2 separate regions of the Homo sapiens genome follow, and region 2 is linked to region 1. A link is a contact called in ENCODE Hi-C or POLR2A ChIA-PET data. All regions are on one chromosome and are shown on one strand. The core of a region is the stretch at or near the end of the contact, and the rest is flanking DNA. Distances in the headings are between cores, read along the strand shown. Region 1 has its middle 38 kb from the start of ATP6AP2. Region 2 overlaps MED14 (mediator complex subunit 14).

Evidence for each region. Hi-C counts contacts between places; a loop is a spot of excess contacts on that map. ChIA-PET counts read pairs that join two places held with the same protein, here RNA polymerase II (POLR2A). Pooled maps may share reads with other maps.
Region 2: a loop to region 1 is called in a pooled map, with 2.7 times the contacts of the local background. The contact joins two enhancer-like sites. A Hi-C loop is called at or near these places in 8 of 168 maps with a recorded cell type or tissue (CD4-positive, alpha-beta T cell, CD8-positive, alpha-beta T cell, endothelial cell of umbilical vein and 3 more), 2 of 37 single-sample maps with no recorded cell type and 10 of 50 pooled maps. POLR2A ChIA-PET finds 5 or more read pairs at or near these places in 1 of 52 experiments (CD4-positive, alpha-beta T cell).

Annotation. Positions count from the first base shown.
Region 1 is chrX:40,539,594-40,547,077 of GRCh38, reverse strand. No RefSeq gene overlaps it. Among named protein-coding and RNA genes, the nearest start is that of ATP6AP2, 38 kb to the left of the region's middle. Within about 2 kb of position 2,942, at least 4 of the 41 ENCODE cell types and tissues checked have a DNase peak (open chromatin) inside an H3K27ac peak, as active enhancers do.
Region 2 is chrX:40,660,425-40,667,908 of GRCh38, reverse strand. It overlaps MED14 (mediator complex subunit 14), which reads left to right. Exons shown (of 31, transcript NM_004229.4): 24 at 1,058-1,189; 25 at 3,420-3,602; 26 at 4,749-4,984. Among named protein-coding and RNA genes, the nearest start is that of CXorf38, 17 kb to the right of the region's middle. Within about 2 kb of position 4,373, at least 3 of the 41 ENCODE cell types and tissues checked have a DNase peak (open chromatin) inside an H3K27ac peak, as active enhancers do.

The sequences.
Region 1 (7,484 bases), core at 1,693-4,192:
CTTTAGGGGCATTATCTTGTTAGAGGCTCACACCTATATTATGAGGCAGGTAGAATATTATCCTTACATTATCCATTTTTTTTTTTTTTTGAGATAGGGTCTTGCTCTGTTGCCTAGGCTGGAGTGCAGTAGCACAATCACAACTCTGCAGCCTTGACCTCTTGGGCTCAAGCGATCCTCCCACCTCAGCCTCCCTAGCAGCTGGGACTACAGGCATGCACCACCACACTTGGCTAATTTTTGAATTTTTTGTAGAGACGGGGTTTTGCCAGGTTGCCCAGGCTGGTCTCGAACTCCTGGGCTCAAGTGATCTGCCTGCCTTGGCCTCCCAAAGTGCTGGGATTACAGGGCTGAGTCACTGAGCCTGGCCTATCCTTAATTTATGGAAAAATGAGATACAAGGGCCAGCAAAAACCTACGAGTTGAGGCTTCAAACTCATCGGCCTTAGAAACCGAAGCGCTCTGCTACAAAATCCTAGATTCTCATATGCCTTGTTCTGCAACTCTCTTGATGTATAATCTATGCCAGCTCTGTCCAATACGGTTGCCTAAACTGTATTGTGATTAGTCCAATAGAATGGGCAATGGGGCTAGTCCAATCTGAGATGTACTATGTCAGATACACCAGATGTTAAAGACAGTATGAACAAAAAGAATTTAAAATACCTTATTTTCATGCTGATCACATATTGAAATGATCCTATTTTGGACACATTGGGTTAAGTAAAGTATATTGTTTTGGTCAATTTCACCTGTTTCTTTTTTACTTTTGTGTATATAGCTGTTAGTATTGGAGATTACATATGTGGCTTGAATTCTATGCCTATTGGGCAGGGCTGCTCTATAGGAAGAGAGGTAGAAAAGGTCAATGGTGGGATAAAGCAGTCCAGTGGACAACCTTCCAGGCCTGTCTCCAGGTTGAAGGAACTGAGTGGGGAAATTATTCCTTAGAATTAAGCAGCAAATGGGCTTGAAAACCAAATACAGCCATGCTCTTTGGATTGGAGTCGAGAGCTATAGACCGTGTCCCAGCACCGCCTGCTAGCCTGCCATGGTGAGCAGCCACTTCCAGCATGAATACATCTTTGTGACTGGGTTCTTGGGCCTTTTTGGGTTCCTTGGTGGGTCTAGTTGCCAAGAGCTGGTGGAATCTATAGTGAGCAGCTGAGAGAAAATGACCACAAAGAGAGGTAGCACAAAACACAGTTCTGTGGCTCTCGGACAACCTCCTGACAGTTCAGAAAAGGTACTGAACTTTCTCAGGGTCCCTGTTGCATGCTGGGCTTTCCGGGAAGTAGGACTCTGAAGTGGACTTTAGTGTGCGGGAGGTTTATTAGGGAGAGCCTGTGGGATCCATGACTGAGGAAGGGAAGAGAAGAAAGCAAGAGTGGGCAGAAGGAGAAGTCGAGCTATGATGCAGTCTTTAGGGAAGTCTTAGCCCACTCTATAAGGAGGTTGAAAGATTGAATGACCCTTGGAGCTGTCCCAAGATGGAATAAGAGGGCCGAGCCTTAATTCCCCCTTGTCAATCAGTCATCAGATGTGGGCTATCCTGGGAAAAGATGCGGCCCTGGCCATAGCTAAGGGCCTGATGGGGATGGGGGAAGGGTGTCTGCTGGTGGCATTCTTTGAAGCTAGGGGAAGAAGTCCTTCATTCCAAAAAAAGGGACACAGCTGGCGTCTGAATCTGGGTCCCCTAACTCCTTGTCCAGCACTGATTCTCCCATTCTGCCCAACCAGAGGATCCAAGCTGTTGTTCAGAGCAGGACATTTATACAAGGCCAAACCAGAATAATCAGGATCTGGAGCGAGAAAGGCACTTTGCAGAGGAAACAGACTGAGATTTCTAATTCTGCTCCTCTTTGCAAAAGTGCCCATTGTCTCACGGGACGTGTCAATCCTGGAGCAGTCAAGGATCATGGGAGGCTTACTAAGGATGCAGCCAAGATCTGCTGTGAGTGTGGGCCAGTGAACTTTGCTGTGTCCTCTTACACAGATGGCTCTCTAACCTCAGCCAGCAGTGTCATCAATCTAAGAAGGCAAACACGACTCATCAAAATAAACATGGTCATCTCAACTGCTGGAGAGGCAGGAGCTCCTGTACCTGTACACTCAGGAGAGCAGCGTGGTTGCTCTTGAGCTGTGTCCTTTGCCTCTCATTTTTGGCATGGTTTCCCAGCAAGAGGCCCCCGCTCATATACCAAGTACATGTTCAGGTCAAGGGCCCTCAGTGATGGCAAAACTCTCAAAAGGGGTTAGGAAGGTGATCAGTTGTTGTGGCTGCCCCGTGCTTTCTGGGGGGTGTGTTCTGAGCAAATAGTGTTGGCCTACAGGGCTGTCAAAATCTTGGGAGGCAGGTAGGAGAGAAGGGGGCAATGGTGTCCAAAACCAGCTTGGAAAATGAAGGATTGGATCCAGCAAGGCTGACTCTTCTATTTCTGTCATTGTTTTTCTTAGGCAAGTTGCCCATTTTTGTTATGGTTAACATAGGAGTAATTCAGCCTTCGCAGGGCCCCAGCAAAACCAGATGGAACCATATCTCTCCTGGACAGACGGGGGTCGAAGCTGGTTTTTCAGATAAAACTCTGTACAGAGCCCTGAGGGAGGGGGTATGGAGAAACACACGCGAAATAGAAGCCGAGTAATGAAAGCTCCAAGCAGAGCAGCACGTAATCAGACAATTATTGAACTAAGACTATAGCTTTAAGTCCTGAAACTTCTGGGTCAGAAAATTCTTCTAATAATAGTTAATAAGAACATAATCCTTAACTATAAGAAGCAGGGAAAGTTGTCTAGAAGACGAACTGCAGGTTACAGCTGAGTTAACAAACAAAAACGCAGATTTGTGATGACTTTAACCAAAAAGAATGGAACAATAGTAAACGCACTGAGGCTTGGAAAAGGGGAGAAAGCACTGGCAGGAAACAGGAAAAACCCGCTTTGCTTTGATTAGCTCTTAATGAGTTTTTGACTGAATGTAGAGCACACTCTTTTACCACCATCTTGTGGCCAAATACAGAACTGCAACCTACTTAGAAGGGTCTTTATCTCCCCTTCGTCTTTTTCTTTTCTTTTCTTTTTTTTTTTTAAAGAGACCATGGATACTGCTAACCCCCTCCTCTTTTTCTATTTGCCATTCTTGTGCCTCAGTCCCCAAAGTGGAAGCCGAGTGATTGGATTTGCCCCACCGTTTCACCTCTGTGGATTCCAAGTCCCAGCTCTATTACATGATAGAACCATAGCCTTTTTTACCTCCATCAAGGCCCTTGGCCCTTTCTTCCCCCCACCAAGAGATACACCTCCCAGCATGACCGCCTGTGGAAATGTGTGTGCTGTGTGGTGTGTACCACACATGTCAGGGGTGACACTTGATGAGGACCCAGGCAAAGTGGGGCCAGGAACTTACACAATTTTGAAATTCCACTTTAAGTAACAGTATATAGGATTCCAGGTACACACTTTAGTATGAAAAGAAATCACAAGAAATTCTGAATTTTGAACAGTTGACAAGTACCCTAAACCTCACAAAATTCAGACAATATGACAACATGTTTTTATTAATTAACTGCCTAACACACCTCTATAGCAGTTTTTAATCTTGCCATTTTTGGCTGCATACTGGTTGATCAATCTTCAGTGGGATCAATGATTCCAAAAATGTGTGTGTGTGTGTATATATGTATATATACACACACATTTAATACATTTAATATATATATTATATAGTTCATCTGAAATTAGGGCATATAAGGGCAATTCAAATGCCTTCTTAAATTTCCTCTACATTGTGCAGGGCTACGTAATTATGTAATCGAATTACTCTTATGGGATAAAAATTGACTCGTTGATAAATATGTTTCTTTAGGGCATTTTGCTGTGTCAGTGGCAATTTGGCCTGCCGTTTCATCTGGAACTGCCAGACTTCATCAGGACAAGGGACATCAGGTACTCCAAGATGCAGTCCAATTCACTGGGCTGGATAAAACATGTGACTTCACACACAGACCTGCTTTCTGTTTTTTGTACTGATGTAGGTTTGTGCCCTATAAACCAGGAATTCTGATCCATTCTATTTCACATACATTCCATCAGAAAAGAAAAATATATGGTACGTTCATAATTGTATACATTGCATCACCGAATATATTTCAGACAGGGGAGTATTTCCGTTTTGTCTAGGCTTGGATGGCAACTGAATCCTCTGCTTACAAGTTTTCATGCCTGAATTTTCCACAGAGTAGTTTCTGACTCCATACTTTTCAAACCTTGTTTCTCTTCCACTATACTTCTGGTTCTGGACACCATAAGATGGATTTACACTGAGATCTAACCTCTGGGCCTGAACCAACTGGAAAGTCGATCCAGTGGGTGGTGAGAGTTTCCCAGAAGCCATGCTGACACTGGGATAGCTAGTAATGTCTTAAAAGTACACATAAAAGGCCAGGCACGGTGGCTCACACTTGTAATCCCAGCACTTTGGGAGGCTGAGGCAGGCGGATCACCTGAGGCCGGGAGTTCGACACCAGCCTGGCCAACACGTTGGAACCCTGTCGCTACTAACAATATAAAAATTAGCCCGGTGTGGTGGCACAAGCCTGTAATCCCAGCTACTCGGGAAGCTGAAGCAGGAGAATTGCTTGAACATGGGAGGCGGAGGTTGCAGTGAGCCCAGATGGCGCCATTGCACTCTACTGTGGGTGCCAGAGCGAGAATCTGCCTCAAAACAACAACAACAACAACAACAAAACAGTACACACAAAATATTCCACTAAACCTAACTTAAATATATCCTCAACTCAACTTCCCCTTAGCTGGATATGTATTAAAAAAATCCCCCAGTCACTCCAATGCAACCTGATCTGAGGGTGAGTATGGCCACCAGGAAGTAGGAGTAAAAGGCAACAGTGGTCACAGACAGATAGACATCTAGATAGACAGATAGATGATAGATGAATGGGTAGATAAATAGATAGGTAGCTAGATAGATAAGCTACCTTCTTCCTTCAAGAATCTTGCAGACATGGCTGGGCATGGTGGCTTGCACCTGTAATCTCAGCACTTTGGGAAGCTGAGGGAGGAGGATCAGTTGAGCCCAGGAGTTCAAGACCAGCCTGGGCGACATAGGGAGACCCTGCCTCTATTACAAAATTAAAAAAAAAAAAATTAGCCAGGTGTGGCGATGTGTTCCTATGGTTCCAGCTACTCAGGAGGCTGAGTCAGGAGGATTGCTTGAGCCTGGGAGGTCGAGGCTACAGTGAACCGTGATCACACCACTGCACTCCAGCCTGAACAGCAGAGTGAGACCCTGTCTCAAAGAAAAAAAAAGAAAAGAAAAAAGAAAGGAAAAAGAAAGAAGTTTGCAGACCAGTTGAGCATTTAAAGATGGCATGTAAATACCTATGGTACAAGACAGAAAGTGAGGAGAGCCTTAGAAAGGATAAAGATAAACAAAAGCAGAAACAATAATGAAAAACTACCAATCATTGAATGCTTACTGTTGTGGTCTGAATGTGTCCCCCAGAATTCATTTGTTAGAAGTTTAATCCCTATGCAAGAGTGTTGGGAGGTGGGGCCTTTGGTGAAATATTTAGGTCATGAGGGTTCTGCCTTCGTGAGTGAATTAATGCCACTATAAAAAGGGTTAGTGGGAGTGGGTTCACTCTCTTCTGCTCTTCTGCCACATGAGGACACAGAGTTCCACAGAGTTCATTCTTTTTTGTCTTTCCACTTTCTGCCATGTGAAGACACAGTATTCCTCCTCTCTGGAAGACACAGCAACATGGCACCATCTTGGACCAGAGACCAAACCTGCCAGCACCTTGATCTCGGATGTCCCAGCCTCCAGAACTGCAAGAAATCAATGTCTGTTCCTCATAAATTACCCAGTCTGTGACATTCTTTTATAGCAGCACAAAGGGGACTAAGACACTTACTGTGTGCCATATCATTTTCTAAGCATTTTACACCTATAGTTTCTTTTAAACCTCAGAGCAACTCTACCGAGTAGGTACTATTATTTTTTATGTTTCCGAGAAGGAGTCTCGCTTTGTTGCCCAGGCTGGAGTGCAGTGGCACAATCTTAGCTCACTGCAACCTCCACCTCTTAGGTTCAAATGATTCTCTTGCCTCAGCCTCCCGAGTAGCTGGGATTGCAGGTGCTCGCCACCATGCCCGGCTAATTTTTGTATTTTAATAGAGACAGGGTTTCACCATGTTGGCCAGGCTGGTCTCGAACTCCTAACTTCAAGTGATCCACCTGCCTTGGCCTCTCAAAGTGCTGGAGTTATAGGCATGAGCCCCTCGCCCAGCCTGGTACTATTATTAACAGACCATTTTACAGATGCAGAAACTGAGGCTGAGAGAGGTTTCATGAGTTATTCAAGGTTATGTGGCTAGCGGATGGCACAGCCTGGGATCAGGGAGACTTACTTGTAGGAGGCTGGGTGACTCTCAGAATAGCTGGCTTTAGGGACAGTGATGCCATTTGCTGAGATGGGGAATGTAGGAGAATACAGAAAGGAGTATAGCAGGAGAAGCTGGCTTAGGAAAATGGTGAGGAGCTCAGTCCTGCCATGATGATTTGAAGTGTCTGTGGGACATTCACACAGAGATGGTGGGAGATAGTTGGATATATGAGTCCAGAGTTCAACACAGAGATAGAGAGAGAGATCTGGATGGGAAATGGACAGTGTGGGTCATTCCTGTGTAGTGGCAGTCAGCTCCAGAGGAATGACAGGTCTTCTCAGCTGTGTTGGCTGCAAGAACAAGCCAGGCTGTCAACCCTGGAAGTGGGCAGGGGAAGAAGGAATGGCCAGAGGGGAAGCAGAAAAGTGTTTCAGGGAGTTGAGGGAGGAAAGTGTTTCAAAAAGCGCTCATGGTCACAGTGGTACACTGTGCAGATAAAGTTTGGGTCATCTGGATTTAACAGCAAGAAAGTCCTGGTGTCTGAGTCTGAGTTGTTCCAGAAGCAGATCTCAAGAGAAGGGCTTGAGAGCAAACAGATTTAGATTTTAGGAGATTCAGAGAATATGGGCTTGGGAATGGGGGTGTGAGACAGGAGAGAGAAGCCAGCAATAAAGGGAGTGTCACCAAGCCAGTTCCCACTGCAGGCAACTGGCGCTCAGTCCCAAGGGGGACCTCTGAGAGACAGTGTGGAACACAGAGCTCAGTTCTGTCACAGGCTAGGTTCTCAACAGGCAGAAACTGAAATGGAGTTTGGCATGCAAGATTGTCATTAGGAACGTCTGTAGGAGGAGGAGGAAGTGGGGTTGGGCAGAGGGAGGGTTGAATTGCAAAACTGGCCTGTTGAAGCCTGGAGTCATCGTGGGGAACGCTGAAGTGCGTCTGGCCTGCCAGTGCTGTCTTGGAGTGGGATGAAATGACTAGTCATTGGCTGTGGGCTACCCCGGGGGGAGGAAGTGCCTATGGGTGAGATGGTTCTTGGCAGCTGGATGGAGACTGTCTGCTCAACTGGGGCAACGAAT
Region 2 (7,484 bases), core at 3,124-5,623, 120 kb before region 1:
CATGCTGGACGTCTCTTTCATACCCATGTTCGGTCATTTACCAAATACTATCAGCTTGATTTTCAGAATTTACCCAGAATCCAACCACTTTTCACTACCATAGTCTGTCACCTTTACCAAGCCACTAGTCCTCTCTCACCTGAATTATTGCAGTTGTTTCTAACTGGTTTTCCTGTCCCTACCCCTACCCTTGCTCTATAGTCTGTCCCACAGCAGCTAGAATGATCCTTCTGGGACAGAAGTTCGTCCATGATTTCCGCTCCAAACTCTGCATTGGATTCCCACTCATTCAGGGTAAACCCTAAGTTCTTAGAGTGGCCCACAAGTCCCCATGTGATCTGGGACCCACCCCTCTTCCTCCAACCTCTCTGGTGTCCTCTCTTCCCACTGCCCCCCTCGTTCACTCTGTTCTTGCCACACCGGCTTCCTCCCTGATAACTGCTTCCACCTTTGGGGCATTTGCACTAGCTCTCTGTTTGGCTGGAATATCTCATCCCCTGGGTATCCTCATGCCTTATCCTTCACTTTCTTCACGTCTCAGCTCACATGCCCCCTTCCTTAGAGAGGTCTTTTCTGATTGCTGTATATAAGGAACAACACCCACCTCCTTCACTACACAATCTTGTCCCCTTACCCTGTTGTGTTTTTTTCCATAGCACTTACCTGACAGATACTTGTCTTTCTCATTCTATTAGAATATAAGCTTTGTGAGGGCAGGAATTTTTGTCTCTTTTGTTAACTGCTGCATCCCCAATGCCTGAAACAGTGCTTGGCATGAAGTTGGCATTCAGGCCTTCTTGTTGAATGAATGAGGAACTGAATAAAAAGTACACCGGATTTTTTTTTTTAATCAGTCAATATAAGAGCTAGAATTTGGGCGCATGGAATTGAATAGTCTCTTTCAATAATGAAATCGTGCCAGTTTTTCTCTGTGTTATATATATGGGAGCTATACTACTTGTTTCTTTAATTTATAGGGAGATTTTTAACTTGGGGTCCTTGGACAGGACATAAAATGTGTCCTGCAAGATTATCTATAATTATTTTCCTTTATTAGGAAATCTGCATGCTGCCAGCTCCCCCAGTGGGGCTTTGAGAGCCCCATCACCAGCGTCATTTGTTCCAACTCCTCCCCCATCCTCGCATGGAATCTCAATAGGACCAGGGGCCAGTTTTGCTAGTCCACATGGTGAGTCCATACATGGAAATCGATATAGCATAAGAGCTTGATGTGAAAATAATTTTTGTTGAGTAAATTTTTTCATTGCAAAATTAATACTTGTTTATTGAGGAAGTAGCAAAAATATTGCTCAAGCAAAAAGAAAATCAAATTTATCTAATCCCACCACACAGAGGTAACGACCAGTGAGTTTGTCTCTGCCTTGGACTCTCCCTTGCTGTCTCCGTTGCTCTGCCTTGCCCTTCCTGTCACACATGCCCTGCTTGCCTGCCCTCTCACGTTTCTGTTATTCTCACTTGCTGTCTACCAAGCTGCTTGTCTCCCCCCTCAAATACCTGCCCTTGCCCCCCAACAATGGGTACCCTAACATATGAATTGTTTTGAGACTTGAATTTTTTAACTTTTGAACTCAAAATTTTATTTTGAATTGATTCAACTAGATAAAAAATAGAACAAGTAGTCAATGAAAGGTTTCCTTTTTATTCCACTAACCACCTAGTTCCTCTTCCCAGAAACATGTAGATATTCTTGCAGAGCTGTTTTATGCATACACAAGCAAATACATGCAAGTGTTCTTTCCCCTCTCCTTTACACACACAACAGCATACTTTACAGTGTTCAGTGCCTTTTTTCACTTAATATATCATGAGTATGATACCATAGAACATAAACAGGTTCCTCAGTTTTTAAGCTGTGTAGCATCTGGGATTTTAGTTTTTACTATTAATATTTGTGGGAACATTTCCGTCATTAAAAACTCCACATCATCATACCATATGGTGTAATAATATCCGCTTGTCTGGGCATACCATGACTTAACTGCTCTCCTATTGTTACATGTTTAGAATGTTTCCATTTTTTCACAATTAAAAATGGTGCCATCTGTGCTCATATCCATGATTATTTCCTTAAGTAAGTTCCAGAAGTGGAATTGTTGTATCAAGGGATTTGACAAATTCTAAAGCTTTCGAAACATATAACTGCTCATCTGAAAGGCTGTACCATTTCCCATGCCATCATACAAGAATGTCTGTTATCCTGCATCATCGCCAGGGAGTATTACATATTTTAAAGACCTTGGACATTTTCATAGGTGAAAAATGGTATCTTACTGTTTAATGTATTTCTTTATTAGTGAAGAAAATTGAACCTTTTTTGGTTGGTCTTTGGTTTTTTTGTTTTGTTTTGTTTTTTTTGAGACAGAGTCTCACTCTGTTACCCAGGCTGGAGTGCAGTGGTGCAGTCTCAGTGCACTGCAACCTCGGCTTCTCAAGTTCAAGTGATCCTCCTGCCTCAACCTCCTCCCCAGCAAAGTAGCTGGGACTACAGATGTGCACAACCACGCCTGGCTAGTTTTTGTATTTTTTTGTAGAGATGGGGTTTTGCCGTGTTGCCCAGGCTGGTCTCGAACTCCTGGACTCAAGCAATCCACCCACCTCAGCCTTCCAAAGTGCTGGGATTACAAGTGTGAGCCACCGTGCCTAGCCGGTCTTTGGTGTTTCTTATTTTATACCTCCCAGTTATATATGCTTTGCCTATGTTCTTGTGTTTTTTCTTGCCCATTTGTAAGACCTAAGTAAAGACCATTTACTCTCTGACATATACATGGTAAAAGTATTTTTTCAGTTTGTCATTTGGTTACAGAGGGATATAAATAATATGTTGAAGGTATCTGGAGGATGAAATTTATTTATTTTTTATTTTTGAATATCTTCGTAGATACCAATGGAGGGTGAAATTTAAATATCAAATTGTTCAGGAAGTCACTGCTTTCAAAACTTGAGTCTTGGTTCATTTCTTAGTCAACGTAGTCTAAATAAAGAATATGGAAAATTTCCTTCTCCTCATTCTACTTAGAGTAGAATGAAAATATGGTTTGTCAAAGTTGGTTTAAAAATATAATATTTCTGCCTTTAAAGGAACTCTGAGATTGTTTGCTTAATATTTTAATGCATATAGTAGCATACATTGTTACATATTACATACATTGAAGCTTGTGTGAAGGTAAATTTTATCCTCTCTCAAGCTTTATATTTTTCTAATTTTTGTATCATGTTAAAAAGTACCTTACACAAAATAGAGATTCAGGCATGACATGTTAACACACATCAAGCTTCAGTGAAACATCTTATTGGAAGAAAAAATAAAATTATTACTGTGTAAAGATTTGAATGCTGTCAAATAATTTTCAGTTATTAAAATATAGGTTTTGAGAATCATTTGTTTACCTTTTTTATAGGAACTCTTGACCCTAGTTCCCCATACACTATGGTGTCACCAAGTGGACGAGCAGGGAACTGGCCAGGATCTCCTCAAGTGTCTGGCCCCTCACCAGCAGCACGCATGCCTGGAATGTCACCAGCCAACCCCTCACTACATTCTCCGGTTCCAGATGCTTCTCATTCCCCTCGAGCTGGAACAAGTAAGTATCATCAACATTTTTATGTTCTTTTTTAGTATAACCCAAAGTGACCTATCTTGTTGCATCCTCACATTTGAAAGTCATGACCTACTTTTTGAGAGAGGATACTTAAAGGATATTACAAAGGATGCAGATGAAGAGATGCATAAGGGGAGTGCAGTTTCCATGCCCTCTGTGAGCCTTCACATGTTTGCCTATCTGGAAGTTCTCCAAACTCTGTCCTTTTGGGTTTTTATGGAAGTTTCATCACGTAGGCATTATTGATTAAATCACTGGCCACTGGTGATCAACTTTGGGGGTGGGGCTGAAACTACCAACCCTCTAATTGTGCCGTGTCTTTCCTGTGATCAGCCCCCTTCCTGAAGCTACCTAGGGGCTGCCAGCCATCAGCCATCTCATTAGCATACAAAAGGACACTTAACCACTTTGAAGAGTCCAAAAATTTTAGGATTTGTATGCCAGGAGCTAGGACAAAGACCAAATATATATTTCACAATATCACACATAATAACAGAGAAGAGAATTGTACACATTTATTGGTTAGCTTTTGCTACATTTAGTGGCTTAAAACAATATATGATTGTTATATATTGGTTCACAATTCTGCAGGTTGGCAGTTTAGACTAAGCACAGCTGAGTGATTCTTTCAGACTCTGCTGGGCAGCTCACTCATGTGTCTGTAGTCAGCTGCTGGGTTGGTTTGGGACTAGATGGCCTCAGATGGCAAGGTTTCTCTCTGCTTTGTGTGGTTTCACACTTGATCTGAGGTTTGTTCACATGGTGGCTCAACAGGATTTTAAGGCAGGGAGTAGAAGCTGAGGCCTACAACTAGCCCAGTGTCACTTCCACCACATTCTGTTGGTCAGAAGCAAATACTAGGCCAGCCAGGTTTCAGGTGGAGAAATAGAGTCCACCCCTTAAAGGAGTTGCTGCAAAGTCACATTGCAAGGGGCCTGGATATAAGAAGGAGAAAAATAGTGGCCATTTTTGCTAACAGGTTGTTAATATATGATTGTTACACCACAAGGAGTAACTAAAACAGTACAGAATGATTTAGAACATCAAAGATTTATGATGAAAGCAAAACAGGAAGCAATGAGATAGTATGTATTTGTAAATGACATAACATGTTTTCCTTCCCAAAAGGTTCTCAAACAATGCCAACAAACATGCCTCCACCTCGTAAACTACCTCAGCGCTCTTGGGCGGCATCCATACCTACCATCCTCACTCACAGTGCCTTGAACATTTTACTGCTGCCCTCTCCAACTCCAGGCCTTGTGCCCGGCCTGGCAGGTAGTTACCTTTGTTCTCCACTTGAGAGATTCCTTGGATCAGTCATCATGAGACGACATCTTCAAAGAATTATTCAACAAGAAACGGTATGGGTACCTAATGACCTTCTAAGTGGTGATTGTTAAGGGTAAAATGCTAAATTGTCCTGCAGGATAGGATCTGAACTAACGTGACATTCCTTCACCTTCCCTCCTTTAACAAGCTTGTTAGAATTATGATTTTCACCCTAACCTGGCATTAAAAATGGACTCCATTATTTTCTTTTCCATTCTTATGTTAACATATTTCTGCATTATACAGTTTGCTGTGCTGTGGCTTCTATGTTATATGGCTAACATGGACCTGGAGATAGATTTCTGCAGCACACAGGAGCACTGCGCACAGGATCTGGCCTTGCAGAGAATAGCATACCAGTAATTATTTGCCTTCTGGAGTGCCCGTGCGGGGAGGCTGATTTTGACTCTGAGTCTTTATTGAAATAAAATAATTGGCTGGGTGTGGTGGCTTATACCTGTAATCCCAGCACTTTGGAAGGCTGAGGCAGGAGGATCACTGAGCCCAAGAGTTCCAGACCACCCTAGGCAATATAGCAAGACCCTCTCTCTACAAAAAATTTAAAAAATTAGCAGGCATGCACCTGTAGTCCTAGCTACTTGGGAGGTTGAGGCAGGAGGATTGCTTGAGACCAGGAGTTCCAGGTTACAGTGAGCTGTGATCATGCTGCTGCACTCTGTCCTGGGTGATCGAGTGAGACCCTGTCTCTAAAAAAATAAAAAGAGAAAAAAAATTTGAAGAAAATTATTTATGGTTACAAGGACAAAAGCTTCTTTTTAAATATGTGAACAGGACGGGCACGGTGGCTCACGCCTATAATCCCAGCACTTTGAGAGGCTGAGGTGGGCAGATCTCTTGAGGTCAGGAGTTCAAGACCAGCCTGGGCAACATGATGAAACCCCGTCGTCTACTAAAAAATACAAAAATTAGCCAGGCATGGTGGTGCGCACCTATAATCCCAGCTATATGGGAGGTTGAGGCAGGAGAATTGCTTGAACCTGGGAGGCAGAGGTTGCAGTGAGCCAAGATCGCGCCACTGCACTCCAGCCTGGGCAACAGAGTGAGACTGTGTTTCATAAATAAATAAATAAATGAACAATTGAATTTTTAAAAACTCTCGTAGAAAAAAGACTTCTAAAAAAAAAAGAAGAAAAGAGACTTCTAACTTATCCTATGCTGATAGCCTTAGGAGATAATTTATAATTGAGAGCACCAGTTCTACAGTCAGGCTGCCTGGGTTTGTAGCCAGCCATACTACCTGCTAATGTGTGCTTAGGCAAATTTCTTCAGATAATAGTATTTACCTAACTGATAACAGTTGTGTGAATTTGAGATAGTTCATGTAAAGCCCTTAATATACTGTCTAGGCATTTTCATTATTTATAATTACTGTTATTATTGGTAGATGCATGTGCTAATGAGGTAGTCAAAATGGTGAATGTTTAGGCCGGGCACAGTGGCTCATGCCTGTAATCCCAGCACTTTGGGAGACTGAGGCGGGCGGATCACTTGAGGTCAGGAGTTTGAGACCAGCCTGGCCAACATGGCGACACCCTATCTCTACTGAAAATACAAGGCCAGGCGTGGTGGCTCATGCCTGTAATCCCAGTACTTTGGGAGGCTGAGGCAGGCGGATCACTTGAGCCCAGGAGTTCGAGACCAGCCTGGCCAACATGGTGAAACCCCATCTCTACTGGAAACACAAAAATTAGCTGGGTGTGATGGTGCACGCCTGTAATCCCAGCTACTTAGGTGGCTGAAGCATGAGAATCATTTGAACCCGGGAGGCAGAGGTTGCAGTGAGCCGAGATCGTGCCACTGCACTCCAGCCTGAGCAGACAGAGCGAGACTCTCAAAACAAACAAAAAACAAAAATTATCTGGGTGTGGTGGCACATGCCTGTAATTCCAGCTACTCGGGAGACTGAGGCAGGAGAATCGCTTGAACCTGGGAGGTAGAGGTTGCAGTGAGCCGAGATGGTGACACTGCACTCCAGCCTGGGCAACAGAGCGAGACTCCGTCTCAAAAAATAAAAAAAGAATTAAAAATGGTGAATGTTTAAAATATTCACTCCATGTTTAGTGTAAAGCCATTTTGCAACCTTCATACTAAGATTTGGTGGGGAAACGTTTTTGAATAAATTAGCATTCAAAAGAAAGAAAAATAATAAAATAAACTAAAATTAGCACTCAAAATGGTAATCATCAGACCCGGGATCTAGCCTCAGCTATGCCACTTACCATCTATGTAAGCTTTCAGCTCTTTGGCCTCATTTTGCTCAGCTGCATAATCAACATACTCTGCTAAAACGGGTCAGTAAACTACGGCCCCTGGTGCTATGTCCTTACCACCTGTTTTTGTAAATAAAGTTTTATTGGAACACAGCCACACCTGTTCATTTATTTATTGTCTATAGCTGCTTTCAGCTGTGATGACAACATTGAATAATTGTGACAGAGACCATATAGTGCATAAAACCTGCAACTTTTTCTATATAACACTTTACAGAAAAAGTTTGTCGACCCCCGGGGC